Regions from separate parts of the Homo sapiens genome. Here region 1 is linked to region 2. Evidence: read pairs that join two places in POLR2A ChIA-PET (ENCODE). Cell type or tissue: Panc1. All regions are shown on one strand. Links, peaks and the distances in the headings refer to the core of each region. The heading gives the core; the rest is flanking DNA. Region 1 holds the start of LOC100287036 (a long non-coding RNA gene). Region 2 overlaps ANKRD11 (ankyrin repeat domain containing 11).

What was found. ChIA-PET counts read pairs that join two places held together with the same protein. Peaks named below come from ENCODE experiments on the same cell type or tissue, not always from the same donor. Only the 100,000 strongest peaks of a DNase experiment are listed, where the experiment ranks them.
Region 1: POLR2A ChIA-PET joins it to region 2 with 12 read pairs; 14 of 35 experiments call an interaction of 5 or more read pairs at or near these places.

Annotation. Positions count from the first base shown.
Region 1 is chr16:89,317,320-89,332,696 of GRCh38, forward strand. The region is part of intron 2 of ANKRD11 (ankyrin repeat domain containing 11); the gene reads right to left. The region is part of intron 1 of LOC128462377; the gene reads right to left. It overlaps LOC100287036 (a long non-coding RNA gene), which reads left to right and starts at 3,133. Exons shown (of 4, transcript NR_168302.1): 1 at 3,133-3,908; 2 at 5,780-6,014; 3 at 6,447-6,601; 4 at 6,917-7,598. RefSeq lists enhancers at 1-295, 296-887, 2,662-3,175, 5,483-6,682, 5,742-6,255 and 6 more and a silencer at 3,506-3,585. In Panc1, for the core only: no CTCF peak of the experiment used is centred there; no DNase peak of the experiment used is centred there; H3K4me3 peaks cover 1,794 bases; H3K27ac peaks cover 4,524 bases.
Region 2 is chr16:89,367,029-89,382,405 of GRCh38, forward strand. All of the region lies in intron 2 of ANKRD11 (ankyrin repeat domain containing 11), which reads right to left. The region is part of intron 1 of LOC128462377; the gene reads right to left. Among named protein-coding and RNA genes, the nearest start is that of ANKRD11, 120 kb to the right of the region's middle. RefSeq lists enhancers at 1,877-2,864, 2,865-3,852, 8,393-8,893, 14,518-15,026, 15,027-15,377 and a silencer at 8,203-8,292. In Panc1, for the core only: no CTCF peak of the experiment used is centred there; no DNase peak of the experiment used is centred there.

The DNA of each region.
Region 1 (15,377 bases), core at 3,091-8,090, 52 kb before region 2:
AGTGGCAGAAAGGGACGCATGGCCTAGGGTGTGGCTGTGTTCTGGGTGGCAGTCAGCAGCACCTGGATCCTGGGTCCCACCTGGTACAGGCTACACCCAAAACGGTCAGGCACCACAAGGCAGTCCCTTCCCCGCATTACAGGCAAGGTCACAACACGCAGCGCAGTACCCCAGCCCTCAGGTCTGGCAGGTCATGTCCACAGCCCCAGCCTCACGCCCCACTCACCACCTGGGAAGGAGCTCCTGTCCCCACCAGGCCTGTGCTTTTTGCACACCCAGTTCCCTAACTTGGTAGGCAAGGGGTGTCTCTGAGCGAGTCCCAGCAGCTCCGAGGTCCCAACTCCACGCCCATGGAAGCAGACGCCCCCTCGGGCCTCAGGCTCCAGCTCCTGGGTTTCCCAGGAAATCCGAGGACACATACTGTATTAATTGTATATTATTTTTATTTATTAATCATGTTTTATTTTAGGAAATTTTGCCATCTTAACAAGTTTCTGGCCAGGGAGAGACTGCCCCTCTCTCAGGGCTGGCAAATTCCTAGATAGCCAAGGGCTCCCATGCAACCCAATCACCTTCTTACCCAAGTTCACGCCCAGGCCAAGCCCTGCCTGAAACCAGCGCAGAGCCAGGTAAAGGAAACTAGAAAGTGTCCCTACAGCACAAAGCCTGCAAGAACTTTCCGAAGCAGCCACTCCCGAACTATTTGCTCTGCCCCGTCCCTCTCTTTCTGCAGGAAACCCAACAGGCAGTTGGGGGAGGCCTTCCCCGAGCCCCTGCTTCCGACTCCCACCCCCGTGGTGTGAGGCTGCCCCTCTGCGACACACGGTGCGAGCGCACTTCTTCCTTCCCAGCCTCGTCCTGGTCTCTTCTGTGGCGATGCCAACTTCCCCACGCCACGCCTGGCATGGACACTCTCGGAGCATGGGCCTCCTCCCTGCCTGTGGGCCTTCTAGGTTTGTTCACCATCACAGCCAGGCCTCCCGGGTGCACTCACGAGAGGAATGGGGGACACACCTACACACCCACACCCAAAGCCACTGTCCCCCCATCATGTCCTCGCCGCACCGTCAGTTAGAAAACATTTCATACAAATGGAACTGTGTGCACGTCTCTGCCCTTTCCGCCACAGCAGCACCTCTGTGCGCGACCATGCCGGGAGAAGCAGCTTCTGCAACTCGCTCCCCTGCATTTACCCATCTCGCTCATGCACGAAGTATGGCTTTTGAAACACGATGTGCAGACCCATCTGTGAGTGGCAGCTCCACTGTGAGCCTCTCCCACCTCCACCCCGTCAGCTAAAGGATACGTTGCATGCCACCTGCCCCTGGACGCAGGCTTGGCTGAGACCACAAGATGCTTCTCCTCCAACACCATCTCATGACCTGCTTTGTCTTTCTAAAATAAATGATAAAATCCCACCAACTGCTGTCTTGGTATTTAACTGGTACAAGAACACAGGTGAAGTTATTCTGGAGAGAGGGACAGGTCGGGTCAACGTATTCACTGCCTGACACCTCCACCCGCGGTGCAGGTGAGCAGGTGTTTCCATCCACCATCCCTGATGCCTGAGGCCAGACATATTTTCTCTCTCTACCTGAACCAATGAATTTTACATTCTCTTCCAATTTTCCACCACAAAACCGGAATGTCTCAGCCTGGAGAAAGGGCATCTCAGCACCTGACTCGGAAGGCTGTTCAAGCTCATGGCTGTCTAGAAACTCAGTGGTAATGTTTACAAGTTTAAGGATTATCTGGAATTAACATTTTAAAAAATCCAGACTGTCTGCTCTCAGGACGGAAAAACGGGGCCTTCACCATGTAGAGTCCACCGTCCTGATCCCAGATGTGAGTCTGTGGCCCACGGACACACTCAACAGCTCTGGCGTGGTCAGGGCGCAGACCCCACGGCCTCCGGACGGTGTCTGGGCCCCGACAGTGCGGGGCTTATCACTTCACTCCTGAGACACCTGATTCTCTTCATGTCCCTAGCTTGGTGCTTTGCCCAGGCACCTTCCCCAATGGACCAGGGATCTGGGAGTCCACTCAGGAGGTGGAGGAAGTGGGTCGCACCCACCAGGCAAAATACTTTTCACGGCCTGCATCACAGCGAACACTCCGGGGACTCGGGAGTGTTGTCCCAGGTGTACGCTGTGTTTTCTGGAGACGTTTCTCCAGCCACCTGCACGATGACAGCTAAGACCATCCAGGCCGTGGCCCTTCCAGGACCCTCGTGTCCGCCTGGCCTTGGCTACAACATGTTACCGATGGCAGCGATGTGCTCGAGGCCCTGCAACCCCAGCCCCCGCCTCTCCATGAACCACCACCCTCATCACAGTCATGGAGATGGTGACAGCTGAGATGTCCTGCTGAAGCATCTGCTGGATGTGGATGAAGCTGGTTTGGATGTAGCTGCCATCTAGCCCAGGCTACACCTCCCAGGACCCGCCTGCAGGCACCAGGCGTGCAGCACGCGGCCCACTCTAGAGTCTTTTTCAATGAGAGACCAGATGAGGACAGAGGCTCCAGTTGCTTTTGTTCTGTTCCAAGACTTGCCATCCCAGTCCTCCCAGAAGCTGCCCTGGTGATGCCTCTGGCACCTTTGGCCCCCACACTGCCCTGTGTTCCCTCCACCAGGCTCAGGGCTGGTCAGCCTCACCCCTTGCCGTGAAATGGCAGAGCCAGCCGAGGGCCGAGGAACCGTTACTCAGCCGTGTCAGTGACTTCTACCAGGGGCTGCACGGCACTCAGGAGTCAGGCCAACAGGCTCTGCTGACTCATGGGTGTTGTCTGAGGGTGGGGGCTGTGATGATGTCCCCAGGCCTCCCTGGCAGGGCTGTCACATAAAACAGTCCTTGAAGCTGGGAGTCCCCTCTTTAGACAGTTCCGCAGCCCCTGTGCCTTCTCATCACGATGCTGCACAGCCGACCACACAACAGAAGGCACCGGGTCTCACTCCCGGGGGAGACTCTTCCCTGGAAGGTGACTTGGCTGTCCCTGCCTAGACTCATTTTAAGTGCAGCCTAAATCTCCCTCATTTCCAAGTTATCAGGCAAAGTCTATTTTAAACTCACGACCCTTGAATCAGCAGGAAACTGAAACACGCCTCAGGCCACTGGGGCTGACTCACGCCCTGTGCTGAGCGGCAAGGCACAGCCGCGGGAAGGTAAACGCAGAGCCGAGGGGCCGGCCAGCACCTGGCCCTGACCGCCCCCAGGCCACGCATTCCTTGTTACTTCACCTCCTGGCGGATGGCAACCGTCCCAGCTTCGTGGACTGTCAGGGTCACCGAGAGTCCAGGGTGGTGGGAGTCCCCCACACGAGCCACTGGCACACTCCCTGAAGCAGAAGCCACGGCGCCAAAGCTGTGGGCTCAGGGAACTTGCCCATTACCTGGCAGCCCCGCATCTGTGCCAAAATAAGACACAACTCAGCCCAGCGGAGTGGACAGTGTCTGCGGCCAGCTCTGGGATCCAGGGCCAGCTGATGCTGGGAACAGCCGTCCTTGCCCTGTGCCTCTCCACACTGCGAGAGCCCCTGCAGCCCAGAGGGGCTCCACCTCCCCTGCAATGGGGCTCAAAAGACAATCCTTCTACGGGGCTGGCAGGACAGACGTGACAGGAACAACGATGGCCTGCTCCTCCCGGAAGGTGGCTTCAAGAGCACTCAGGAGGTGACAGATGCTGTCAAGACCGGCCCAGGGAAGGCACAGGGCAGGTTTCCCAGCACCCACCACGCGCCAGCGAGCACAGAGCCTTCGCCTGAACCATCCAGGCACCGCGCCCTCCCCCTCCGCACACACAGGAGCCCAGCTGCGATTCCCTCTGCTCCACAGGAGATGCAGCGAGCACCAAAGAGCCTTCCTCCAGGATTAAGCCTGATGCAGAAGTGGTTACACTGACTACGGCAAGGTCAGTTTGGCAAAACCCCCAGGAATTTCAGCCTATCTGGTCTCTTCAGCTGACAAGAGCAGGCACTGGTGGGGAATCCGGCGCTGCCTCTCCCCGGCTTCTAGGATCTGAGCTGGGCCAGGACAACCCTGAGACACCTGTCGGGCGGGGCAGGACTGGGGCTGCAGGGCGGGACTGTGGGGAGGGGACTGTGGGGCGGGGCCTGCAGGGCAGGGTGTGGGGCGGGAGCTGCGGGGCGGGGACTGTGGGGCCGGGTGGGGAGCCGCAGCTGCGGGGCAGGGGCTGCCCAGGAGCACTCCTTGCCAGAGGCCTTGGCATCACCAGGGAGTCCGTGGACCATGGAGACTCACGGGTCCCCTCGGGCCTTCTGAACCCAAACCTGCATTTTAAGCATGTTCTGTTCTGCACACTAACACCTGAGAAGGACCGTATAAGAAAAAACTTGTAATGACACAACTAATCTTAAAACTCACAGAAAAAAAAAAAGACTTCTTTGGGGTTGAAATTCACCTTCAATAAAGGGATGGAATGTAAGCAGAGCTGACCATGAACAACCTGGGTCTGGGTTTGCACTGCGTGGGTTCACTTACACGCAGATTTTCTTCCACCTCTGCCTCTCCTGAGACAGCAAGACCCATCTCTCCTCTTCCTCTTCAGCCTCCTCAACGTGAAAACCCGGAGGACGAAAGCCATTCGTGGAGACCCGCTGCTGCTGCGCGAGGCTTAAGTCTATTTTCTCCTCATGATCTCAGTATTTTCACGTCTCTAGTTTGCTCTACCCTAACAGTAAGAGCAGAACACACATAACATACAAAATGTGTGTGACTGGCTTTATGTGGTCAGGAAGGCTCTGGTCAACAGAAGGCTGTTAGTTAAGTTTGGGGAAAGTTAAAAGTTCTACACAAATTTTCAACTGCACAGGAGGCTGGCGCCCCCAACCCCTGTATTGTTCAAGGGTTTGCTGTAATTTGTATTAAAACACCAAGCCCCCTTACACCTGGGTGAGTCTCTCTCCCTGAACAGATGTGACAACATTACCCTCCGAAGACTCCCAGAGAGAAAGAGAACACTTCAAATTCAGATTTGTCTTCCACAGTATGTTGATAGAACAGGCCTTTACGTACGTCCTGGGCAAATGCTCCTCTCCTTATGTAAGTTAATAACTCCACCAACCACTAGTTTGTGTAATGACCATTTAAATATCGAATGGTGCCCAAGGCCCCTGAGAAGGGATGTGATTCAGCCCCTCCCCTCACGCAGGCACGTGGCCTCAGAGGCCCAGGAGGAGGAAGACAGGAAGTCAGCAGCAGGGTGGAAAAGGGGAGGGAAGCCCTTCAAGGGAAGCTCTCCCAGAACCTTCAATCCCAGCTCCAATTCCAAAGACAGGAACACACTCATGACTGACAGGATCAAACACCAAAGGCCTGTTTGCCTTGAGGGGGACACTGGGGAGGGTGGGGAAGGGGGAGTGAGGAGGAGCTGGAAGCAGCAGTCCTGTGTGGCACCAGGGGCTTGCTCCCACGTCGGCCCTGGGCACAGCCCCGCATGGTGATGAGGTGTGGCCTGCCTGCAGCACACGGCCATGCTCCAGATACCTTAGCTTTATCTGAAGAGTTCTTTTGTTTGTTTGTTTGTTTGTTTGAGACAGCTGTGTTGCCCAGGCTGGAGTGCAGCGGTGTGATCACAGCTCACTGTAGCCTCCGCCTCCTGGGCTCAAGCTATCCGCTCACTTGAGCCTCCCAAGTAGCTGGGAGTACAGGCCCGTGGCACCATGCCCGGCTAATTTCTGTACTTTCTGTGGAGTCGGGTTTCGCCATGCTTCCGAGGCTGGTGTCTGAAGGATGCTTTACGGCAACCCCTGCCTTTTCCAGCTGAGCCCTGCCGGCTGTTGTGCGCTCCGTGGAAAGGGAGAAGCACGGTCTCCAGCGGCTGCGTCAGGAGTGGTGCCTTGTGCACACCTCACAGGGAGAGAAGTCTCCAACGGACTGAGCGGAGGAAAAAAGAAAAAAGGAGAAAAGGAAAAAGAGCTGCATACCTGGCAGGCCTACTGTGTGCAAAGCCCTTGAGTGACACACCCTATGACCCACAGCACTGTGGCAATCCCAGGTATGGAAGAGAAGCACCACTGGCCTCTCACCTCTCACCATCTCAGTGGGCAAGGGGAGAGCAAGCAGCCCAGGGCAGGGGGGCTGAGCCGAGGGCAGGGGGGCTGAGCCGAGGGCAGGGGGGCAGAGCCGAGGGCAGGGGGGCAGAGCCCAGGGCAGGGGGGCAGAGCCCAGGGCAGGGGGGCTGAGCCGAGGGCAGGGGGGCTGAGCCGAGGGCAGGGGGTCTGAGCTAAGGGCACGGGGGCTAAGCCCAGGGCAGGGGGGCTGAGCCCGGGGCAGGGGAAGAGCCGAGGGACAGAGGCCCTCACAGGAACCAGGCCCTCCCGCACACCGCCTGACAGTCCACGTCAGCGTCTCTGTCCAGCCTCCACACACCCCTGCACGTTCTGAAGAGCCCTCCCCAAGAGTCCAACTCTCTCTCCTTCCTCCTCAGGGCCGCACCAGCTCTCTCTCCTTCCCCTCCTCAGGGCCACACCAACTGTGGGGTTCCAGCTATCACTCTGTGCAAAGGACTCCTAACATGGGTGTCCTCCGTCTCACCCCATAAGCCACACTGGCCAAGGCCAGGCAGGCACCACACATCGCGAGGTAGAATCTCTTTGCTACGGTTTGAATGTTTGTGTCGGCCCCTCCCCTGCACCCCAAAATTCACAGGTTCAAACCAAACCCCCAGTGTGCCCAGCTACTTTTTGTATTTTTGGTAGAGACAGGGTTTCACCATGTTGGCCAGGGTGGTCTCCATCTCTTGACCTCATGATCTGCCGGCCTCGGCCTCCCAAAGTGCCCCACGGCACAACGCTCTCTACTGCAGCCCTGTTTCCACTCACATTTTCTGTTATCACGGCGGGGGGTGGCAGCACCGAGAGCGCGTTCAGCATTACTGGCCTCTGCTTTGCCCCTCAGACACATGCTTGGTCACTGGGCTGTGGAACATACAGGAGCCCCGTGCTCCGGAACACGGACCACCCGACAGGAGCACGGACACAGCAGTCGGGGCGACGTGGGTGCCTCACAGAAGAGGGAAAAAGCCAGGAGGGCGGCACGTGGGCGCAAAGTTCTCAGCTTCGTTAGTCATCAAGAAAATGCAAACTAAAACCAAGGTAAGTGTGAGGGTTACTACTGAGTTTCAACTTGACTGGACTAAAGGATGTGTAACTGTTCCTGGGAGCATCTTGAGGAAGCTGCCAAAGGAGATTCACATTGAGTCAGTGGACGGGGAGAGGCCGACGAACCCTCCATCTGGGGGGGCATGATCTCATCAGCTGCCAGCACGGCAGATCTGCGGAAGCACTGGACTGGCTGAGTCTTCCAGCCTCCATCTTTCTTCCATGCTGGATACTTCCTGCCCTCGAACATCAGACTCCAAGTGCTTCAGCTTTTGGGTTCTTGGACCTACACCAGTGGTTTGCCAGGGGTTCTTGGGCCTTCGGCCACAGACTGAAAGCTGCGCTGTTGGCTTCCCGACTTTTGAGGTTTGGGGACTCGGACTGGCTTCCTGGCTCCTCAGCTTGCCAACAGCCTATTGTGGGACTTCACCTCATGACTGTGTGAGTCAATACTCCCAATAAACTCCCCTCCATATATACATTTATCCTATTAGTGCTGTCCCTCTAGAGAACCCTGACTCGTACACACAAGTACTGGTGAAGGGGTGGAGCAAAGGAAACTAGTCCACTCTCATCAGGGCCAACTCACGCACCTGGCAATCTCTACTCATACTGAACACAAGTATGCCCTATAGCCCAGCAATGCCATTCTGGACATACACGTCCAAAAGAAAAGCAGGTGCACAGACACAAGAGACACGCGTGAAGTGCTTCATAGCAGTGGGGTTTGCGGCGTGCCACTAGGATGTGAGGGTGGAACACTACACAGCAGAGGAGGCAAACACATCACAACGTAAGTCAATCTCACAAATAATGTTGAGGAACCCTGTCTCTACGAAAAGTTTAAAAATTAGCCGGGCACTGTGGTGCATGCTGGCGGTCTCAGCTACCAGGGAGGCTAAGGCAGGAGGATCACTTGAGCCCAGGAGGTCGAGGCTGCGGTAAGCCAAGATCATGCCACTGTACTCCAGCCCGGGCGTCAGAGCCAGACCCTCTCCCCTCTCCCCTCTCCTCTCTCTCTCTCTCTCTCTCACACACACACACACACACACACACAGAGTAATAATGTTGGGGACAAAATACATGATACATTTACATAAATTTCTGAAAATAGCAACTACAGTACTTAGGGATGCATACTTAGTTGACAAGACATCCGCGAAGCGTGGAAAATGGCTGCCTGGCGGATGGAATTGGAAGGGACGGTGAAACGGGTTCTAAGTGAAGGCTGCGGAGGCGTTTGCTTTGTGGTCTGCTAAGTTGTACATTTTTACTGGGTGGACGTTTGGGTTCTCAGCTGAAGCAGTCTTTCAGAAGGTGACAGAGATAAAGGCCACACTATGTCCTTGCAAGGCCTCAGAGGTGTCACTGACCTTTTGCTGCAGGACCTGTTCTTCTCAGGGGTCTTGGCCTCCTAGAGGAAGGAGGGCCCCATCGCCCTGCTAGGCCCTACTGGGACCCTCAAGGGCATGAGCATGACGACGGAGCAGCTTCAGGCTTCCCAGCATGTCGGGCAGGCCTAGCCATGCCCAATACACACTGCAGGGCACCCACTGCAGAGTGCAACAGGGAGCTTGGAGCCTGACAAGGAGACACACAGCTCTGTGAAGACGAAGGGGAGGAGGAGCAAGGAAAATGCTTCTTTTACACAGAAGGCGCCAAGATACAAACTAAATGTGATGAAGACAAAGAAAAGCAGGCGTGTGTGTTAAAGGTACAATTGCACAGCTAAAAATAATCATGGCCGTAAGGCAGGGACGGCAGATGGAGGGTGACTCAGCAGATTTCCTCCAAGGCTTGCGAGGGTGGAAATAAACACACGGAAGTGACCAGCAGAGAGAAACACGCAGGGAAGAGGAAGGTTAGAAAGGTCTGGGGTGTCACGCACCGTTGCTGGGAATGCAGAGGAGGACGGTCTGCAGAAGGGGACGCAGCCACCGCCCCCCCCACCCCGCTGCAGAAGGTGCACACCACTCAGCAACCACCCACCCACTGCTCAATCTACCCCCAAATTACACAAATAGGGCCAGGCACGGTGGCTCACCCCTGTGGTCCCAGCTACTCAGGAGGCCAAGGCAGGGGGGTCATTTGGGCCCAAGAGTTTGAGACCCGGGCAATGTAGGGAAACCTCATCTTTACAAAAATATCAAAAAATTAATCAGTCGAGGTGGCACGCACCTGTAATCCCAGCTCCTTGGGAGCCTGAGGCAGGAAGACCCCTTGGGCCCAGGAGGTCGAGGCTGCAGTGAGCTAAGATTGCACCACTGCACTCCAACCTTGGTGACAGAGCAAGACCCTGTGTGAAAAAAACCCAAACCCCAAACCAAAAAAACACAACCGGGGCATGAAAAAGTGCTTGGCCCAGAGCAGTGCCCCAAAGCATCTCCTAAGAAAGGGGCTTAACACAAAGCCTGCCCGCCAGGGGCTGCTGGTGGCATCCGGGCACATCTGCACGTGGGGCTGACAGGACTAAGGAGGTTCCACAGACACACGACCAGGCGGAGACGCAGAGAAAAGCAGGTACAGCAAGAAGTCCACTGGGCAATGCAGAGGTGGGGAATGCAGAGGGGGAATGCAGAGGTGGGGAATGCAGAGGTGGGGAATGCAGAGGTGGGAAATGCAGAGGTGGGGAATGCAGAGGTTGGAAATGCAGAGGTGGGGAATGCAGAGGTTGGAAATGCAGAGGGCACCTACACTTCTGATGACAGCGAAATATGTAAGGCTGGCTCAACCATCAATCAGTCAACGTCACCCAGCATGCCAACAAGCTAAAGAAGAAACACCACATAATCACAACTGGTACAGAAAATCATTTGATAAAATTCAAAACTCACGATAAAAATTCCTAGGAAAACAGGAGTGTGGAGAAACATCCTCAACACGATAAAGGCCAACTACCAAGAACTCAAGGCTGACATGATCAAGAGTGACGTGCTGAGGGCTGCAGATGGAATGGCATACAGGGCAGAAAGGAAGAAATGGAATAAAACTGTCTCTCTCTGAAGATGGTGTAAGTGTCCATGTCGAAAATCACAAGGAATCTATCAAAAATTCCAAGAAACTTTATTTAATAGAGTTCAGCAAGGACACAGAATCCAAGATCAACACACAAACACCTATCCTATTTCTGCAATAATCCTATGAAAACAAGAAATAAAGACAGTACCATCCTATTTCTGCATGCTACCAATAATCCTATGAAAACAAGAAATACACAGTACCATTCTATTTCTACATGCTAGCAATAATCAAATAAAAACATGAAATAAAGACAGTACCATTTATAGGTGCTCCAAATAAAAATAAATGCTTAGGTTCATATGGAACAAAACTAGAAAAACCTATACACATTTTAGGAAAAAACAGGAGAAAATCTTTAGGACCTAGGGCCAAGAGTTGTCAGACATGGCAACAAAAGCACAATCCATAAAAGAAAAAACTGATAAACGACCTCGACAAAATTAAAAACTTTTGCTCTTTGAAAGACCTAGTTTAAAGAGTGAAAAGACAAACTGCAGACAGGGAAAAATATCTGCAAATCACAAGTCAGATAGCAGGCTTGTATGTAGAAGAAAGAAGTATCAAACAACAAACATTAATTAGAAAATAAGAGAAAACACACAGACATTCAGAAGAGGTGCACGTGGTGAACAAGCCATGAAGGCACTCGACATCCTAAGCCGTTAGGGAAACACAACTTAAAGCCGCAATGAGATATTACTGCACACCAATCGGAACAGCTAAAATACAAAATACTCAAGGATGCTGGAGAGGATGTAGAAAAGCTGGAACTCTCTCGCTTGCTGTGGGAACGCAAAGTGGTGTTGCTGCTCTGGAGAACAGCAAGGCAGCCTTACGAACCTAAGTGTGCGCTTGCTGCCCCACTCAACAACTGCACCCCAGGACATTTATCTGAGAAAATGGAACCTCATGTGAACACAAAGACCTGTTTGCGAATGTTCACAGAACTTTCACTGATAATAGACAATGGGGAAAACCCTTCAACAGGTGTCCCAGCGGTGTCCTCGAAACTGGGTTTCATTCACATCACGGCATCCCCTCAGCAGTAAAAGGGATGGCTATGGATACACCCAAGCGTATGGGTGAATCTGCAGAGGCCCCTGCTGAGTGAGTGGACACACCCAGGCGTACGGGTGAATCTGCAGAGGCCCCTGCTGAGTGAGTGGACACACCCAGGAGCACGGGCGAAATCAGCGGAGGCCCCTGCTGAGTGAGTGGACACACCCAGGAGCACGGGCGAAATCAGTGGAGGCCCCTGCTGAGTGAGTGGACATACCCAGGAGCACGGGCGAAATCAGCGGAGGCCCCTGCTGAGTGAGTGGACACACCCAGGCGCACGGGCGAATCAGCGGAGGCCCCTGCTGAGTGAGTGGACATACCCAGGAGCACGGGCGAAATCAGTGGAGGCCCCTGCTGAGTGAGTGGACATACCCAGGAGCACGGGCGAAATCAGTGGAGGCCCCTGCTGAGTGAGTGGACATACCCAGGAGCACGGGCGAAATCAGTGGAGGCCCCTGCTGAGTGAGTGGACATACCCAGGCGCACGGGCGAATCTGCAGAGGCCCCTGGTGAGTGAGTGGACGCACCCAGGAGCACGGGCGAATCAGCGGAGGCCCCTGCTGAGTGAGTGCACAAAGCCCACCTCTTAGGTCACTCCCTGTGGACTCTACTCCCACGGCTTCCTCCAGGACAAAACCACCAACCTCGGGGAAACAGGCGGGGACTCCGTGAGGAGGGCTCATGTCTGTCGGTGGCTGTCGAGGAGGCTCTAGGACCAGGTATCCAGGATAAGACGGGGGATCTGAATCAAGTCTGCAGGGCGGTCACCCTGTCTTCCAATGTCATGTTCCCGGCCACTGGGCGAAGGTGGGGAAGGGCACAAGGGATGCTGCTATTTTTGCAACTTCCTGTGAGTCTATAATGATTTCACAGAAAAAAGGAAAAAAAAGGGAGAAAAAACACAAGGGGTGTAAGGAGACTCCCATGGGTGATGAATAGTCTATACTTTTAGGTGATGGTGTTTCCCCAACGGTATACGTTTCCCAAAACCCACTGAGCTGTAAATTTAAAATGAGTGAATTTTATGTCAATTGTAATTCAATAAAGCTGTTAAAAAATTAACTAGAAACAGAAAAAAATTTTAATTCCCATAGAAAGAAGGAATAAAGTAAAAAAACAGTATGAGGTAGGAGGTAAGCTTCCTTTCATAAACCTTGTTTTGTGTATTTGGCTTTGGAATCATGCATTTTACATCATTTAAAACATTAAATATAAAATGAGACTGGGTGCAGTGAATCCCAGCAGTCTGGGAGGCCCAGGCAGGCAGATCACTTGAGGTCAGGAGTTCGAAACCAGCCTGGCCAACATGGTGAAACTCTCTACTGAAAATACAAAAAATTAGCCGGGCATGGTGGTGCGTGCCTGTAATCCCAGCTACTTGGGAGGCTGAGGCACTGGGAGGCAGAGGCTGCCGTGAGCAGAGATCACACCACTGCACTCCAGCCTGGGCGACAGACAAGAGTGAGACCTTGTCTCAAAAATAAAATAAAATAAAATAAAATAAAATAAAATGTAAAAACATAAAATTTTGTTTATGTATTCACATTAAATATAAACATTTTAATAATGTTTAAAATGATTTAAATATACTTGAATGACATTAAACATTTAAAGGATTTAAAGCATTCAATATAAAAATACAAAAAGCAATCTCTACAACTTCAAAAAGGAAGAGGAAGCAATACACTTAGCTGTGTGTCCGGTCAGGGGCAGGACACAAAGCATTTGTCAACAATGACCATGCAGCCACCACCACACCAGGAGCATTCCTGACAGCACGCAGCTTCTGGGTGGGTGGGAAGGCTCGGGAGACCTGGCTCAGGATGTGAGTCAGGTGCTAGGGGAGCCAGTGGAGAGGGAGGGGCTGCTTCCCAGGTGGCCGCTCGCACACCGGGAGGGCTGCTGCTGGCTCTGGCAGAAGGCCCAAATTCCTTGGTGCACAGACACGGCTGCGGATGTGTGGACATGTCCGTGGGGCTACGTGAGGGTCCCCGTGACGTGGCAGCGGGTTTCCACAGTGCAGTCATTGATGGGGTGGTGTGGGGGGGAGCCACGGCACCTCTGTGACCTAGTATCGGAAGCAAGGGGCTGCGTGAGGGTCCTCGTGACACGGCAGTAGGTTTCCCCAGTACAGTGACTGGGGGGGGGGGGGGGGGGCGGGGGCGGAGGAAGCTGCAGCATCTCTTGTATCGGAAGTCCCACGGCTTCACTTCCACCTCATCCTGTTCCTCCTCGGCGAGTTCCAACCTCTAGCCCACACTCTGCAGAGAACGGTGCTCCACTTCTGAAGGGAGGCAGATCAAAGATTCTGTGGACACTCTTTAAACTTCCCCCAGTGGCTTTTGATTAAAACCTGGTAATTTGACTGTACAGTTCTAGTTAGTGCCATATGCCCTGAGGACAAAAATTAAAATTTTGAAAAATATTATAAGCAAAACACCTTCCTTTTTCTTGAGACGGAGTCTCACTTTGTCGCCCAGGCTGGAGTGCAATGGTGCCATCTCGGCTCACTGCAACCTCTGCCTCCCAGGTTCAAGCAATTCTCCTGCCTCAGCCTCCTGAGTAGCTGGGACTACAGGTGCCTGCCACCATGCCCGGCTAATTTTTCTATTTTGAGGAGAGATGGGGTTTCGCCATGTTGGCCAGGCTGGTCTCGAACTCCTGACCTCAGGTGATCTGCCTGCTTTGGATTCCCAAAGTGCTAGGATTACAGGCATGAGCCACTGCGCCCGGCCTGATGAAATACATTCTTAATATTAACTTCATGTGTTTCTTTTTACTCTATAATGAGGCTAATAGAAAATTTAAAATTAGATGCACAGTTCACATCATATATCTCATGGACAGAACAACTCTATGGGACAGAAGACCCCGATCTCTGACAAACAGGCAAAAATCCCAGAGAAAAGAACAAAGGGAGAATTTACAGATTAAAGACTTAAAAGACATCAAAGAATCTTAGTGTGTAGACCCTGTTTGGAAACCAGTTCAAACAAAGAACTGCTGAAGAAAATGGCACATTTAGGAAAGAGCCTTTTGATACCGCTGGGTGTGTGGTGACACTGAGAAAGTTCAAGGCACCCAGCGATTCAGGAGATAGAGATTTATAGATATGTATTTAGGTACAGGGTCTCCTCTGTCGCCCAGGCTGCAGTGTAATTAAATAATCACAGCTCCCTACAGCCTCGAACTCCTGGGTTCAAGGGATCCTCCTGCCTCAGCCTCCCAAAATATTGGGGCTACAGGCATGAACCACCACACCTAGCCTGTGTGCTATTTTTATTTTCATTTAGTCTAAGATACGGTGATGGTTTTGAATGTTTTCGGCGGATGCAATGGTGTGGACTCGGGTTTGGTTCCGGGTTAACGGGCTGGGGTGGCTCCTGCACGTGGGCCCCACATGCTGGGAACCGTCATCACCACTGTGTTCACCACACTCTCTCTTAAGAAGGGCACACAAAACATTCAAAAAAAATTTAAAAACTCAGTAGCATGCAGTGGCTGATGCCTCTAATCCCAGAACTTTGGGAGGCTGAGGTGGAAGGGATCATTCGATCCCAGGAGTTTGAGACCAGACTGGGCAACATGGCAAGATTCCATCTCCATATTAAAAAAAAAAGATAATAATCTTAAAAGACACAATTCCAGAAGCTGCAGAATGTGTCACAGAAATGACTTCCTTACGTATTAAAGAATCCTCACAATAAAGGATCATTTTACAAGCAGACTATAAACACTGAAACAGACAAAAAACTAAAAACCCAACTCATGAGAAACACCTGGTGAACGCTCTTCAGCTCCGTGAAGTCCTGGGATGGCCCAAGCACCTCTGGTGGGCTGTACCTTTTCAGAAAGAAACACTGAGCCCCCCAAGTCCCCGAGGACAGAGATGCCTTACAGCTCCACACGTCCCTCCACAACGGCAGCACCTGTACCCGCAGCTCTGGGGAGAAATGACACCTGCAGGCCAAGACAAATGCAAGAAAACAGCCTCGTCTGCTCACTGATTCTCACCAACTTCCTCTATAAAATGAGGACAAGAACCCATTCTCCTAAAGGATTTTGTGGGGATTAAATGAAAAAGCACTATCTAAATCCAAGTTATCATCACTGTAATGGCTTTAGAAAAAAGCAAACGACAAACACAACGAGAGAGGCGCTGAGACCAGGCAGGGCTC
Region 2 (15,377 bases), core at 5,331-10,330:
GGATGCCCAGCCACGGCTCCTTCTGCTAGGACGACCTCTCCTCTATGACAGACTCCAAGATGCCACCCCGAGACTCACCGGATACTCACTACCTCAACTCTCCACCCCGCACCCATCGGTGAGGAAGAGCAGGCACCTCAGGGGGACAGTCCATACATCCCCCTTCGTGTTTCCCATCGAAACACAACAGTCCACTCCACGTGGGAGTTCAGCGTTCTCTCAGGGGTGGGTAGAGCGCCGCTCCAGACTCCTGCCGCAGGGGCCAGTGCTGGCCCAGCAGTACCGGGAGCCCCTCCTCCTGAGCACAGTGGCGGCGCCCAGAGCGGCAGACCTCCCACCACTGCTTCCACTGGGGAAAGGCCGGGGATGCTCAACGCAACCTTAGCCGGCAACTCAGGGGAGAGACGCTCTCAAACGACCGGGAGTCTCAGGGGAGCGACGCTCTCAAACAACCCGGAGTGTACAGCTGCCATGGTCACCCACGCTCCCTCTTAGGCCACGGCACACACCAGTCCCTGCCGCCTGCTCCCCTCTACCCTGTTCCTGACCCGTCCCTCCTCAGCCTGACAAGTCCACATTGCTTGGGGGCCTCTATAAATCCTCCATGGCACAAAACCTCCCTTGACCAGGAAAGCTCCCAAAGGCTCCAAGCAGCAACAGCTGCAGGTTTTTTGCAGATTGGTGAGTACAGCTCCACGCATCCCATCCTGACTACCCCCAGCGGCTGCATGTCCACCTGCTGCTGCCTCTTGCAAACTATGACTTGTTCAAAAGCAGGTGGGGAGCCTGGGCAACATGGCGAAACCCTGTCTCTACAAAAAACAAAAATCAGTCAGGCACGGTGGTGTGCTTGTGGTACCGGCTACTCCAGAGGCTGAGGTGGGAGGATCACTTGAGCCCAGGAGGTCAAGTCTGCAGTGAGCCATGACTGCACCACTGCACTCCAGTGTGGGTGACAGAACAAGACTCACTCTCTCAAAACAAAAAACAAAAAAAGAAATTGTCCTTGCAACCAACTGCTGTGCTCCGTTTATCTGAAAACCCTGTTTATCTGATTTCTAGTCCTGTTCACAGTGCTCACTACGCTACTCATTGGTTTAAAAAATAAGTCCTACATCAAACCAGATTCCAACAATTCCAACATACTCTGTCCACTCTTAACATGTTTTCGAGCTTTTTTTTTTTGATACAGATTCTTGCTCTGTTGCCCAGGCCAGACTGCAGTGGCACAATCTCGGCTCACTGCAACCTCCGCCTCCCAGGTTACAAGCGATTCTCCTGCCATAGCCTCCTGAATAGCTGGGATTACAGGTGCCTGCTGCCGTGCCTGGCTAATTTTTGTGTTTTTTTTTTTTTTTTTTTTTTTTTTTTTTTAGTAGAGATGGGGTTTCACCATCTTGGCCAGGCTGGTCTCGAACTCCTGACCTCGTGATCCACCTGCCTCGGCCTCCGAAGTGCTGGGATTACAGGCATGAGCCACCGCGCCCAGCCCAGAGCTTCTTTTGTGCAGCATTTTCTCTTGCTCTCAATTTAATTTCTTGCTCTAAGGGAAAAGACAGCAATAAAAACACGCAGCTCTTAAAAAAAAAAAAAAAAGGGCTGGGTGCCATGGCTCACATCTGTAATCCCAACATTTTGGGAGGCTGAAGTGCTATAATTGCTTCAGCCCAGGAGCTCAAGACCAGCCTAGGCAACACAGTGAGACCAGTTTCTAAAAAAATACAAAAATTAGTCAGGTGTGGTGGTGCACGCCTGTGGTTTCAGCTACTCCAGAGGCAGGCGGGATCGCTTGAGCCAGGAGGTTGACGCCACAGTGAGTCCTGACCAAGCCACTGCACTCAAATCTAGGGGAGGAGAAAGACTCTGTTTCCAAAAATTTAAAAAATGGGCACACAGAACAAAGAGGCAGTGGGACTCTAAGAGAAGGTCTTCGTGCTCGCCTGGAGGGAACAAGGGTTGCATAGAGACTTGGGAGTCAACCAAGATGTAAGCAGCAGACTGAGAGACCCCCCACTGGCACCCATTCCTCCACAGCAAGCCCACAGCTGCCCTACAATGATCACATCACTACCAAGCTCTGGCCTGACAATCTACCCTAGAAAGGACCAACCACACCAGATCACAGCATAAGCACCCCAAACCCAAGAAGTTTTCCCAAGAGAGAATATGAAACAATAATCTTCAAAGGGCTGGTCTCCAAACAAAAGGCAGTGCAGCGACCTACACCTAGGTACGCCCGAGAAATGCCCACACGTCTCCACGACACTCGCAGGTCTGTGTTCACAGCAGCGCTGCAAAGGGCCAAACAGAGACCATTCAGGTGTCCATCAGCTGATGGGTGCATGACCCGCATGACCCTGCCACAGGGAGGGCTGTGCTCTGATGCCTGCTGCAGCAAGGGTGCGCCTCCACGGCACCAAGCTCTGCCGCAGCATGGGTGCGCCGCAACAGCACAAAGCTCTGCCGTATCAGACACAAAGGCCCACAGATTGTCCTTCACATGAACGTCTGGAATAGGCAGATAAATCCACAGACAGAAAACAAGACTAGTGGTTGCCAGGGTGGAAAGAGGATCCTGGAAAGGGAGGGGGTGCGGTCACAGAAGGACAACCAGGGGGGTCCTTGTGGTGACGCAAGGGTTTTAAGGTCCCGACTGTGGGACACAGGCATCTGCATCTGTGATCAACTGTACAGAACTCAATACCCTTTCCAAGTAAGGGTGAAACAGCTGTCTAAGACCAGAGGGTTTCATCAATGCCGATATACACCCTAGGGGTGATACTGTTCAGTGTGCAAAATGCCACCACTGGGGAAGCTTGGCAATGTGTACAAGGGACTGCTCCCTGTTCTTTCTTACATCTCATGTCATCTATGGTTATCTCAGAAGAAAACAAACAAAAACCAAACACGGGGGGCCCAGCCCACCTCAAACCCCAGCTGCAGGATGGAAGCTCAGAGAGGCTGGGGGCCTGGCCCCTTCAGGAAGAGCCAGGCCAAGACCATCCAGTAACGAGAACGCAAACCTTCTGGCTTCAGAGCTCTCACTGAGGAAGAATCTCAGGCATGGCAGGAAGAAGACACACTGCTGTTCAACTGGAAAAGGATCAGACTCAGTAAAATGCTCTTTGCATTCTTCCCCACGCCCCTCCCTGCCCTGGAGCTGGGGTGGAGCTGCTTCTTCTCAGGACTCAGGCGAGGGGAGCCCATGTCCAGGGGTGGCCAGCCTGCACTTTAGTGTGGGCCTGTGCCCAACTATGTGGCAGCTCTGAGGATGAGAAGATGTTTCTGGAAGGAGCTGTGAGCCACAGTGCAGTCCAGAAGGGGAGACAGGCGTGCCCGGTACCTGCCCCAGCCACACCCTGGGCCCAGTTAGGATCCTACAGGATCCTGAGCCCTCCTGCCGTTATCCAGGGCAAAGATGGCAAATGGCTCCTGCAAGATGACACCCAGGGCCTTGAGGCAAATTCCCCCAACCAAGCAAAGAGAAGACCAGAGGCTGGAGCACACCTCCTGCTGATGGAAACAGCCCAGCAGCGACCACAGGGCCTTCCAGGCAGCTCAGCGTCACCGCACACATTTGACAAATGACCGACTGAAGCCTAGGACGCCCAGGTGAGCTCAGCATCCTCCCCTGACCTGCACCCACCTGGCCTTGTTCCTCCACGGCAGGACCCGAGAGCAGAAGGGAGCTTTCATCACGGTGACTGCTGTGCTGGGAAAGGTTTCCATGATGCTGGTCAGAGGCAGCCGAAGATGGCAGCAACCTCCCTGCTGATGTCAGCCCCAGACGACCCCCAGGCCGGCTCCTGAGTGCTCAGTACAGCAGCCTCTCAAAAGGCCAAGCCTCCATTCACCCCACGGCACTCAACACACCCAAGAACAGAACCCTGCAGGCGCCACGAGACGCCCAAGAACCAAGCCCTGCGGACACCACGAGACAACCCTAGGGCTCCGTCCCTTGCTTGAGCTCTCCTAGTTGAGAAAAATGTGTTTGGCAATGTTATAGCTGCCCCGTCTCATGACGAAGGGGACTTGTTCAGGTGAGAAACGTTCAACTGCGCGCTCGCTTACTGAAAACCGCCGAGGGGGAAGACGGGACGAGCGTCTTGACTTTCAGGGTGCACGTAAGTGGCTGGTCCCACCAAGGAAGTGCCAGAAAAAGATGCAACGACTCTCACTACCTCCCAACACTTTCGCAAATACTCACTGAAGAAAGGCCACCTACACAGAGAGGCAGGTTCAGCATGACACCACTAGGCAATTCTCACAGAACAGAAACAAATAAAGAATAAGAAAGAGATGACAGACAAGCACCGCCAGTGTCCATTCTACCATTTGGTGTCGTTTTATGTCATTTAAATCAAGTCATTCCCTGCACAGACAGGTGTCCAGCTGCTCGGTGCATGGAGGCCAGAGCCACAGAAGGGGCCGCTGACGCCAGCAGCTTCTCTCTGGTGCCCAGGCTATGTGGTCTGTAGTCTGTGCACCACCCACAGATGAGTTCTCTCAAGGACCAGCTCAGATTCCGCCATGCTGCAGGAAGGTCCAGGCAGGCGCCGCTCCCCACATTCAAGGGTGCTGTGCACTCCCTGCCCACATGACGACACCCAAGGAGGGGTGTGGAGGGCGATGCAGACTCCCCCCTGCACCCCCTCAGGATGACTAGATGGATATGAGAGGTGGTCTCGGGTGTGGAGGGCGATGCGGACTCCCTCCTGCACCCCCTCAGGATGACGGAGAGGAGAGGTGGTCTCCATCAAGGCCACGCCCTCTGCCCAGGCCAGCAATGTCCATCATGTTCCTGAGCAAACCGAGCTCTTCCACAGGAGGAAAGGGAGGTAGACCTGGTGACCGTGTGACTCCACTGGCATCAAGAGGAACTCTACTGACTGGCCTGTTACAGAACAGGAGGCTGCTCCATAGAAATCAGCTGGAAGAAAGAACCCACAGAGGCTCTAAAGATGGGACCGGTTTGTCACGGGCCAAGAACATGGTGAAGCCAGGACTGAGCACTCACACTGAAACCAGTGGGTCCCCAGGTGGACTGAGGAACCACAAGGACCACCACGGCGGGCACCCGGCCCTCGCATGCACACACGGGCAACTTTACAACCTGGCCTGGGAAGAAGGACCGGCGCCCACTCCCAGGAGGAAAAGCAGCGGCAGCGCACGGCAAGATGGATCCTGACACTCAGAGCTGGGGAAAGAGCCACACGTCCTCCTGCAGCCCGAGCCTCTCACTGAGATTAAGAGGGGCTCTGGGGCAGGCGGAGGCGGCGGCAGCGCCCAGCGACGGATGCGGCCACCACTGCAGGGCCTGCCGCCGGTGTGGAGAGCCCGAGTCACGGAGCCCCATGCTGCCCCTCACAGCACGGACGGGGTCGACAAGGCAGTGGCAGGCGGAGTGAGAGGCGGCTCAGGGCACCAGCTGCCCACTGAGTCACTGTGAGAAGAGCGAAGGCCAAGGCTTGGGAAGGTTTCCAGCTGACAGAGACGCCACTGAAACATGAGCTGATAAAACAAGATGATGTTGGAGATTTACTAAAATACTAACATTAAGATATTAATACTAAAAATTAAAATACTGAAATTAAAAAATGTTTAAAGAAAGAAAAAAATTTTTTTGAAAACATGAACAAGTGCAAGGAGGAGATGGATCAACCCGAGCTGGTCAAATGCTAGTAAACGCTGAGCCCGGGGACCCAGGACACTGTTCTCTCAGATTTTGTGACTGAAGATATTCCCCACGCAAAGTTAAACAAATGTTGAGAGTCAGAAAGCCACCCTGTGGCAGGGACTCACTGAAAGTTACTTCCTACAGCTCCTGCACCACCCGTTCATCAGTGGTCCCCGTTTACGGACCCCGGAAGCTCCCGGGTGACCCAGTCCACCTCAGAGAGTATCACCCACAGAATGCAAGCTGACTGGTGTGTGCCTGCCTACCTACATACACCCCGAGGAAGGCACAGCACCCACAGTACGTGCGTTCACTGCAAGGAAAGAATCTTCCAGTCACCGTTCCTCTGTCCCCATTGTCGCTGTCATAAAGAACTCTTCTCCCGCTGCATATCACCGGGGTTCAAATAAAGCCCTTCTGAGGGATGCCCTGTGGGAATGACAGAAGCAATGGAAAAGGCCTTCACAGATCATCCAATGCAACTGGAAAACTAAGACGTTTACCCAAGATTGTGAAGCAATTTAATAGCTGAACTTGAACAAAAACACCTATTTCCAAAATTATCCCCAGATAAGTGGTAAGGCTGTGGTAAGCGGCAGCATCCAACACAGCAACACCGGACCCCTGGCTAGAATAACCCACACAGTGATACAGATGCGCAGGAAGCTCAATTCCAAAACACACGCCTTCCACCGGGGGCAACCCCAACAGGGAGCCAGGCCACCCTCTCCAGCCACGCCAGCACCGCCGTCCACCCAGCTGCTCCTTCGAGCCGTGCACGGCCTGAGTCACAGGAAAAGCCCAGTTCTGCTGAGTGGACGGCTGCAAGGGGAGGCTAAATATGGCTCATAGCAGTACCAGACACCAGCGATTCGAGAGAAAACATCGGCATGTGACTGAGGCTGACGTCGGAAGTTCACATTCCCACGAGCTGCTTTACTTCACGAAATGAAAACATCATGTAACTCTCGCTGATGCATAAGGAAGACCTGCAGAAACGCTGCAGACACAACCCCACGCGGGAGGCATGCACACGACACCCCTCCCACACCTACCTGGGATCCCCCAAGAACCCAGCACCCAGGGACACCTGACAGACGCCTGTGTAGGGTTACAAGATTGGTAGAACCTTATTCTTACTTTTAGTTAGAGCTGCTATTAATTGCACTTGACACAGAGGTGGGGCCTGAGTCTTGGCAGGCGGTCCACACGGGACAGGGTCATCAGGAGTGACCACCAAGCGGGCTGGGGCCCTGGCCCACTCGACATCTCCAGAAGGGTCTGACGACCACAATACCTGCAGGACAGGAGCTCCGCACTTCTGCAAAGCCAGAGTGGAGACAACACGCAAGTGTGAGGCCCGCAGAGAGGGGTGTTAACCCGAGACAAAAATGATCAATAGTTTTACTGGTGATTTTCTTCACCCTCCCCTCTCCCCATGACATCCCTTAAAGAGATCCTTTATTCACGGCAATTCTTTTTAAAAACATTAATATCAGACTTCAAAGATTTACAGTATTTTCATAGAAATCAATGAGATTTTATGCTTATTGAACCTAGTAATTCTCTTCACTTAAAAAATATTACTAGAGAGCCGAGGTCAGCGAGTTATGGCTCACCATGTGTTTTTGTAAAAAAAATAATAATAATAATAATCACACTCACCTGTTTACATAAAATCTATGACTACTTCTGTTCTACATGGGCAGAGCTGAACGATACAACAGGAACTGTACATCCAGAAAAGCCTAAAATACCACTAATCGGCCCAGTACAGAAAAAGCCTGTCAAGCCCTGCTCTGTGAGAGAATTCAGAGCCGATGGCCTCTGCCGGCCGCTGTGTGTGTGAGCTACACTCTGTCCTATGCTTCCAGGATGCGCCATCTACAGAGCAACCTCAGGAGAGCTGTGGGAACAGCTGCTCGGGCCATCTCCCGCGTGCTACGATCAGAGGAGAAAAGCTCCTCCAGAGAGCATCGGGAAAAGCACTTCAACTCTGCTCAGGTAAGGACCAGAAAAAAACAGGAACTAAAACATGCCAGCTGAAGAACTCCATGATGAACGTGGACACACACGTGTGCACAGAGCTGACCCCGAACACCACGGCTTGGCTGCACACGGCAAGTCACCCATCGATTTGTTTTCAACAAATACACTGAAAAACTTATTAGAGATTTGTGACCATTTGGAAAGAATTACAAACCATACAGCCCAGGAATACCGAAAAAAGTCAGAAAAAGTATGTCATGAATGTACAAAATATATGTAGATATTAGTCTATCATTTCCTACCATAAACTATACACAGATTATAAAAAATTAAACGCTTATAAATACTTACAGACTGTACATGGCATCGTTCAGCAGAGGGAAACGTAAACAAACGTAACGTCGCAGGCTCAAGCAGAAGTGTATACAACTCAGTGCGGGACATACCACACTGCACGCTGTAATGATCTCACAGCCACAGCCTGTGCTACCGCGGTGAGCTCAAGTGTGTCGGTATCCGCTTAAAACACCGTGTGACACTAATCGTCTCCGCGTGAGCAGCTGGTCTCTCCAGAAATTGTGTATCACAGTAAACAAATTATCTCAAGCCTTAAGCTAGTTGCGGTAGCATGGGCCTGGAGTCCCAGCTACTCAGAAGGCTGAGATAAATGGATCGTTTGAGCCCGGGAGTCCAAGACTGCAGGGCACTATGGTCATGCCTGTGACAAGCCGCTGCGCTCCCGCCCAGGCAACACAGCAAGACTCTATCTCTTTTTTTTTTTGGAGATGGAGTTTCACTCTTGTCGCCCGGGCTGGAGTGCAGTGGCACGATCTTGGCTCGCTGCAACCTCTGCCTCCCAGGCCCAAGCGATTCTCCTGTCTCAGCCTCCCGAGTGATTACAGGCGCCCGCCACCACGCCCAGTTAATTTTTAAATTTTTAGTAGAGACAGGGGTTTCACCATGTTGGCCAGGCTGGTCTCAAGCTCCTGACCTCAAGTGATCCGCCCAGCCTCAGCCTCCCAAAGTGCTGAGATTACAAGCATGAGCCACTGCACCCAGCCGACTCCGTCTCTTAAAAAAAAAAAAAAAAAAAAAGCCTCTTGCAGTTCTCAAGTCTTTTTCATTGTGTTTACTCAATACCATAAACCCTAAATGACACCACAGACCCACACAAAGTGCCACTAGCGATGCTGGCAGTGCTCCCAAGAAGCAGAGCTCCCAGGAGTTGTGACTTTAGGAAAAGCTAAACTTGCGTGACACGCCGCAGCCTGTGCTCTGCTGTGGATGCTTTTCAAAATCGATAAATCCAGCAGAAGGGCCATCACAAAAAAAGAACAGGACATCCGTGAAGCCATCACCGCAGCTACAGCAACAGGCTTGAAAATTTTTTTGTGAAATACCTTTTTATCTCACTGAAAACGCAGCTTTAAAATTAATTCCCAAACAGCACGGATATATGAAAATGTGTGGGTGCAGGATTGCTATAAGAAAGGCAAATACCAATAGACTCTAGTCTGATTCCAGAAAAGTGAAGCCATTATACAACAACTGAAAGTAAAAGGAAGGGGAAGCAGCTGGAGAAGTGGATGCCAGCAAAGGATGGTTTGACAGTTTTAGAACGTTTGGCTTTAACAATGTCAAGATAACAGGAGAAGCAGCTTCTGCCAACCAAGAGGTAGCAGATGAGGTCCCAGACACCATGAGGAATATCATCGAGGAAAAAGGACATGTGCCTGAACAGGGTTTTGTTTTTGTTTTTTTGAGTCAGACTCTTGTTCCGTCACCCAGGCTGGAGTGCAGTGGCATGATCTCAGCTCACTGCAACTTCCACCTGCTGGGTTCAAGCTATTCTCCTGCCTCAGCCTCCCAAGTAGCTGGGACCACAGGCGCCCACCACCATGCCCGGCTAATTTTTGTATTTTTAGCAGAGACGAGGGTTTCACCATGTTGGCCAGGCTGGTCTCAAACTTCTGACCTCAAGCGATCCACCCACCTTGGCCTCCCTAAGTGCTGGGATTACAGGCGTGCGCCACCACGCCTGGCCCTGCCTGAACAGGTTTTGAATGCAGGTGAAACTCCCCTATTCTGGCGAAAAAAATCCTGTAAGAACATTTGTTAGTAAGAAAGAGAAGCGAGCACTGGGATAGAAGGCAAGAAGGGATAAGCTAATGCTACTGTTTTGTGCAAATGCAGTAGGGTTTATGATAAGGACTGCCTTTATCTATAAAGCTGCCTACCTCAGAACCTTGAAGGGAAAAGATAAACACCAGCTGCCAGGTATTTGGTTTTGCAACAAGGCTGGAAAGAACCCCTTTTTCCGGACTGCTTCCATTGATGCTTTGTCCGTGAAGTCAGGAAGTACCTTGCCTTGCCAGTAAGGAACTGCCTTAAATGTTCTTTTGACAATGAACAATGCCCTTGGTCCCCCAGAACCCCGTGAGTTCAACAGCAGAGGCGTCAACGTGGTCTTCCTGTCCCCAAACACAGCGTATCTAATTCAGCCTCTAGATCGGGGTCATAGGACCTGTAAGGCTCATTACACACAGCATGCTATGGAAAGGACTGTCAACATGGGAGAGAGAGAGAGAGAGCATCATGAGTGTCTGGAAGATGACACCATGAAAGATGCCATCATTGTTATAGAGAAAGCCATGAAAGCTGTCAAACCCAAAACAATGAACTCCTGCTGGAGAAAACTATGTCTGGAGGTTGTGTGTGATTCCACAGGGTTTACAACAGCCAATCAAGGAGATCATGAAGAGACTGCGGACATGTGGGCCGGGGCAGGAGGGCTGGGGGGCGGGGAGGGATGAAGGGTTTCATTTCAAAACTCAAGAGCTAAGAGATACCACACCAGAGAAATTAGAAGACAACCTGGTGGTGATGAGTGCTTCTGACCCACACCAGGTGACGAGGAGGAGGTAGCAGCAGTGACAGAAAACAAAGTGACATCAGACACTCCTGCAGAGGGGAGGGGTTCCCACGACTCCCACCCGCTTTTAACTTCTTGTACAACACACACCTGTCTGTGACATGGGCACTGAAACTAAAGCCAACAGTGAGGGAGGACTGTGACCATACAGGAACATTTCTAGAGAAATGACAAAGCACTTCGTAAGTTACACCAAATGCGCCTGCCTCTCCTGCCTCCCCTTCTACCTCTTCCACCCCCGCCCCATGAGAACAGCATGACCACCCCTCCTCCTTCTACTCAATGAAATGATGAGGATGAAGACCTTCATGATGACCCACTTCCACTTAATGAGAAGTAAACATATTTTCTCTTCCTTATGATTTTCTTAACAACACCTTCTTTTCTCTAGCTTACTTTACTGTAAGAATACAGTATACAATACATACGACATATAAAATATGAGGGGCATGGTGGCTCACACTTATAATCCCAGTGCACTGGGAGGCCGAGGCGGAAGGATCACTTGAGCCCAGCAGTTTGAGACCAGCCTGGGCAACATGGCAAGCGAGACTCTGTCTCTTTAAGAAGCGGGAAAAAAAGTGCTTTGTATATGTCAGTGTTGGATTAAAATGTGTTGACTGTTTATGTGATCAGGAAGGCACTGGTCAACAAAATTAAATACTCGGGGTATAAAAGGTTATATGTGGACTTGACTGTACCAGGGGTCAGTGCCACTAATCCCCAAGTTGTTCAAGGACCAAACATATATAATGATTTCATCAACGTGTATGTCAACCATATTGATTAGGTCAATATTGATTTGTAATTCTTGATAATAATTTCAAATCATGGCATTGAAGCCTAACCACAAAAACCTCCTCAGAAAATAGCAAAAACGTAGAGCTTTAAAGATATTAAGCTAAATGTACGTGCTATAAGGCTACAGATACAGCAGGCTGGAAATAGTCTGGCTGAGAACACACAACTGGCCAGCATGACTAGCAAGTGCTCAAGTAGCTTCTCTTGTTTGAAGACACTGGTGTACACAAAGATTTCTGCCTCCTGGGTTCAAGCAATTCTCCTGTCTCAGCCTCCCGAGTAGCTGGGATTACAGGTGTGTGCCACCATGCCTGGCTAATTTTTTGTCTGTGTATTTTAGTAGAGACGGGGTTTCATCATGTTGGCCAGGCTGGTCTCAAACTTCAGGCGCTGTGGTTTAAAACTCTTTTATCCATGTTTTAAGGGGTTGATGGGTGGGGCGAGGTGGGGAAGGGCTTTCCAAGGCTGAAAACCTCTTCAGGGGTTGGTGGGTGGGGCGAGGTGGGAAGGGCTTTCCAAGGCTGAAGACCTTTTTGGGTCAAGGTTCTGACGGCACACTGGGGAGCGTCAAGACGCCTCCTGCAGTCGTAGACAAGCCGGGCTGAGGCATTCACTGTCGCTTAGAACTGAAAACTTAGGGTCGTCCATGCCCAGAACGTCGGCAGTGCGGACCAGCCCCAGGAAGGCCTTTCTCACTGGCTTCTAGAAGGTGGGGCCGGCCCCCATGCCTGCCCCGGCACACGGCCATTCTGGGAGCTGCTGGCAGCCGGCGGGCTAGAAGGGGTGCACACCGTCTGTATGTGCGTCACAGGCTCATGCTTTTTTAATCCTATCTTGAAAACTTAGGGCTTTCTCACAAAGACCTTGTGCCAGTTCCTAAGTGGAACAACAATTTTATAAAATAATTTTAAATGGCTCAAATCAAGTGTTACCAGTGAACGGGGCTTTCATTATATGTCGAAAGCTGACCATGGGGAACAGGCCCACAGGGGCCTCCTGCTCCACACCCTGTCAGGGCATCCAAAACCAGCTCATGTAACTCTGCTTTCCAGGAGTCCAACTTGAACATTTTTTTAAAGAGACAAAGTCTTGCTCTGTCGCCCAGACAGAGCTCAGTCACGGCTCACTGCAGCCTCAACCTCCTGGGCTCAAGTGACACTTCTGCCTCAGCCTCCTGGCTCCAACTTGAGCTTACAGTTTTCTGCTCCACCACTGCTCTCTGCCTCCCACCTCCAGGTGACTGGGACGCGAGCGCCCCAAGCAGCACGGAAGAGCTCCGTGCAGTGCACGGATTTGCGAAGAACGTGTTGGTTCTTGTGATTCACAAAGAACTTGGACTGAGTACAACGGGCAAAGAAGATGTCAGCTGTATTTTTAACATTCTGTTCAGCAAGAAGAGTATACATAATAATTTCCCAAAAAATATAATTTTTGAAAATGCAGAAAAATAAAAAATTTAGAAAGAAATACATGGCTGCAGACACTGACCTTTTCAGTTTTCCAATCATCATTTCTCAAAACACACACTTTCATCTCTATTTACCAAACACTATTTTCTGCATCTCCAAACCCCTCAAGCTTCAGTCCAGGTCCAAGTATCAATGGGTATATATGAAGCTCCTCTGCCACCAGAAATTCACTATGGAAAGATGTTATTTCTGGTACCCCAGTTGCAAAACAATGATGCCTGTTTTTTTCTTTTTGAGACAGAGTCTCATTCTGTCACCCAGGCTGGAGAGCGATGGCGTGATCTCGGCTCACTTCAACACCCACTTCACAGGTTCAAGCAATTCTCCTGTCTCTGCCCCCCGAGTAGTTGGTATTACAGGCATGTGCCACGACGCCTGGCTAATTCTGTATTTTTAGTAGAGATGGGGTTTCTCCATGTTGGCCAAGCTGGTCTCAAACTCCTGACCTCAGGTGATCCACCCACCTCGGCCTCCCAAAGTGCTGGGATTACAGGTGTGAGCCACTGTGCCCAGCCCAATGATGCCATTTTAACTCCTTTTCTCCTAAGTGGATTAGAGCTCCCTGAGCCTTCAGATAGCTTCCTTGGGGCTACTCCAGAGAACGACCAGCAGTCTCCACCTGCATAAGAAACGGGACACAGGGCACGAAGAGCAGCCCCAGGACCTGCCCGCTGCCTTGGGACTTGTGAAAGCATTTTTTGTGTAATGCCAAACAGGTCTTTGTTAAAAGACAATAACCAATAGGAGACAGGCTTCTAGATCTGCAGAAACTCTAGAAATAAATGAAGGAAAGCCTGACGAGTACCTGCCTGCTTTCCAGGGAAGAGAAGTGAGCAAAGGCAGAGAAGAAGCTGGAGGCCTCGTGGGGCATCTCCTGCACGGGCAGCAGGGCTGCGTAACCACCACGAGCACTGGGGCTTATGGGAGGAAGGAGTGTGTGCAGTTCCGGCCCCAAAGGTGACCAGGCCTACACGGGGCAATGCAGCTCAGAGGTCGTGGGCAGAGGACAGCTGAGGCAGGCAGACGGAGCACGCATCCCTGCTTCCCAGTGTGGGCCCACTCTGCTGGGCAAGGTTCTAAGGGGCTCCGAGTGAAGCCCCTGAGCACACGGTAAACAATCGATCCAAAAAGGGATGAGAAGGGCGGCTGGGCGAGGTGGCTCAGGCCTGTCATCCCAGCACTTTGGGAGGCCGAGGCAGGTGGATCATTTGAGATCAGGAGTTTGAGACCAGCCCGGCCAACATGGCGAAACCCTATTTCTACTGAAAATTAAAAAATAAAAATAATAAGCTGGGCATGGTGGTGTGCACCGGTAATCCCAGCCACTGGGGAGGCTGAGGCAGGAGAATTGCTTGAACCCGGGAGGCGGAGGTTGCAGTGAGGCGACAATGCGCCACTGCACTCCAGCCTGGGCTACAGAGCGAGACTCTGCTGCAAAAAAAAAAAAAAAAAAAAAAAGGGGTGAGAAGGGCAAGCAAGAGTTCAGACTATTAGAAGCAAGACACCAAGAAACTCCCAGACACCAACACCTACCAGTTTAGGGTTATTGTATAAGGAGCAAGAGCTTTTCACATTGTAACAGCCCCAACATTAAATCATCAATAAAAAGCAAAATGAGGGTAAGCATTCTAGTTTATAAAACATGCACTATGATTTTCTAATTATCCAAACAAGTAACTTACATGCGATGATACGCTTTCCAACAAGAGGAGAACGATGAAAGCTGTCAACATCCCCCAACATGCCTGTCACAAATGCGCATCACAGAAACCCACCTTCAGAACTCTCATCAGGAAACAGATGCCCTCTGCTACTCACATTCAGACTGGAGAATACCTGTCAGCATATACACCCCTCCTTACCGAATTTATACACTTTGTGAACAAGTGTTCCCCGAGCACATTGACCCCACGCGAATGGGGGGAAGAGGTAGAGGTCAGATGAGACCCAGGAGGGCATAACTTACAGCCTCTGCCACAGGCCACTCACGTGGTGACCACAGTCCAGCCGACTGCACTCTCAGGCTGTGACCTCTCCACGGGGCTCAGACTGTATCTAGTTCTATCTTCAATGTAGTGTGTCTGAGATCGTTTAACTAAAAGTGCTTTACAAACCGTGCAAGCAGCCAGCACGACTGTCCAGGCCCAGGGAAGGTGATGGGAAGGAGCCAGTGAATGGGGCCCAGGCAGGCGCCACCAGAACGGGCGAGGGGGACGCGGCCTCCCAGCAGCTGGGCACACCCAGGGGACAGAGAGTCTGCTCCCACCCATCTCCTCTTTCCCCTGGAGCCCTTGAACCCATCAAATGGATTTAAGGCCACTGACCAGGGCAGGAGTGACCCAAGCAAAGTTAAAAGGTGTCTAGAAATTCCTTGAGCCTCTAACTGCATCTTAAACTAGACAGCCAGGCACCCGAAGTCTAGAAATATATATATATATATTTTTTTAAAGACAGAGTCTCGTTCTGTCACCCAGGCTGGAGGGCAATGGTGCAATCTCGGCTCACTGCC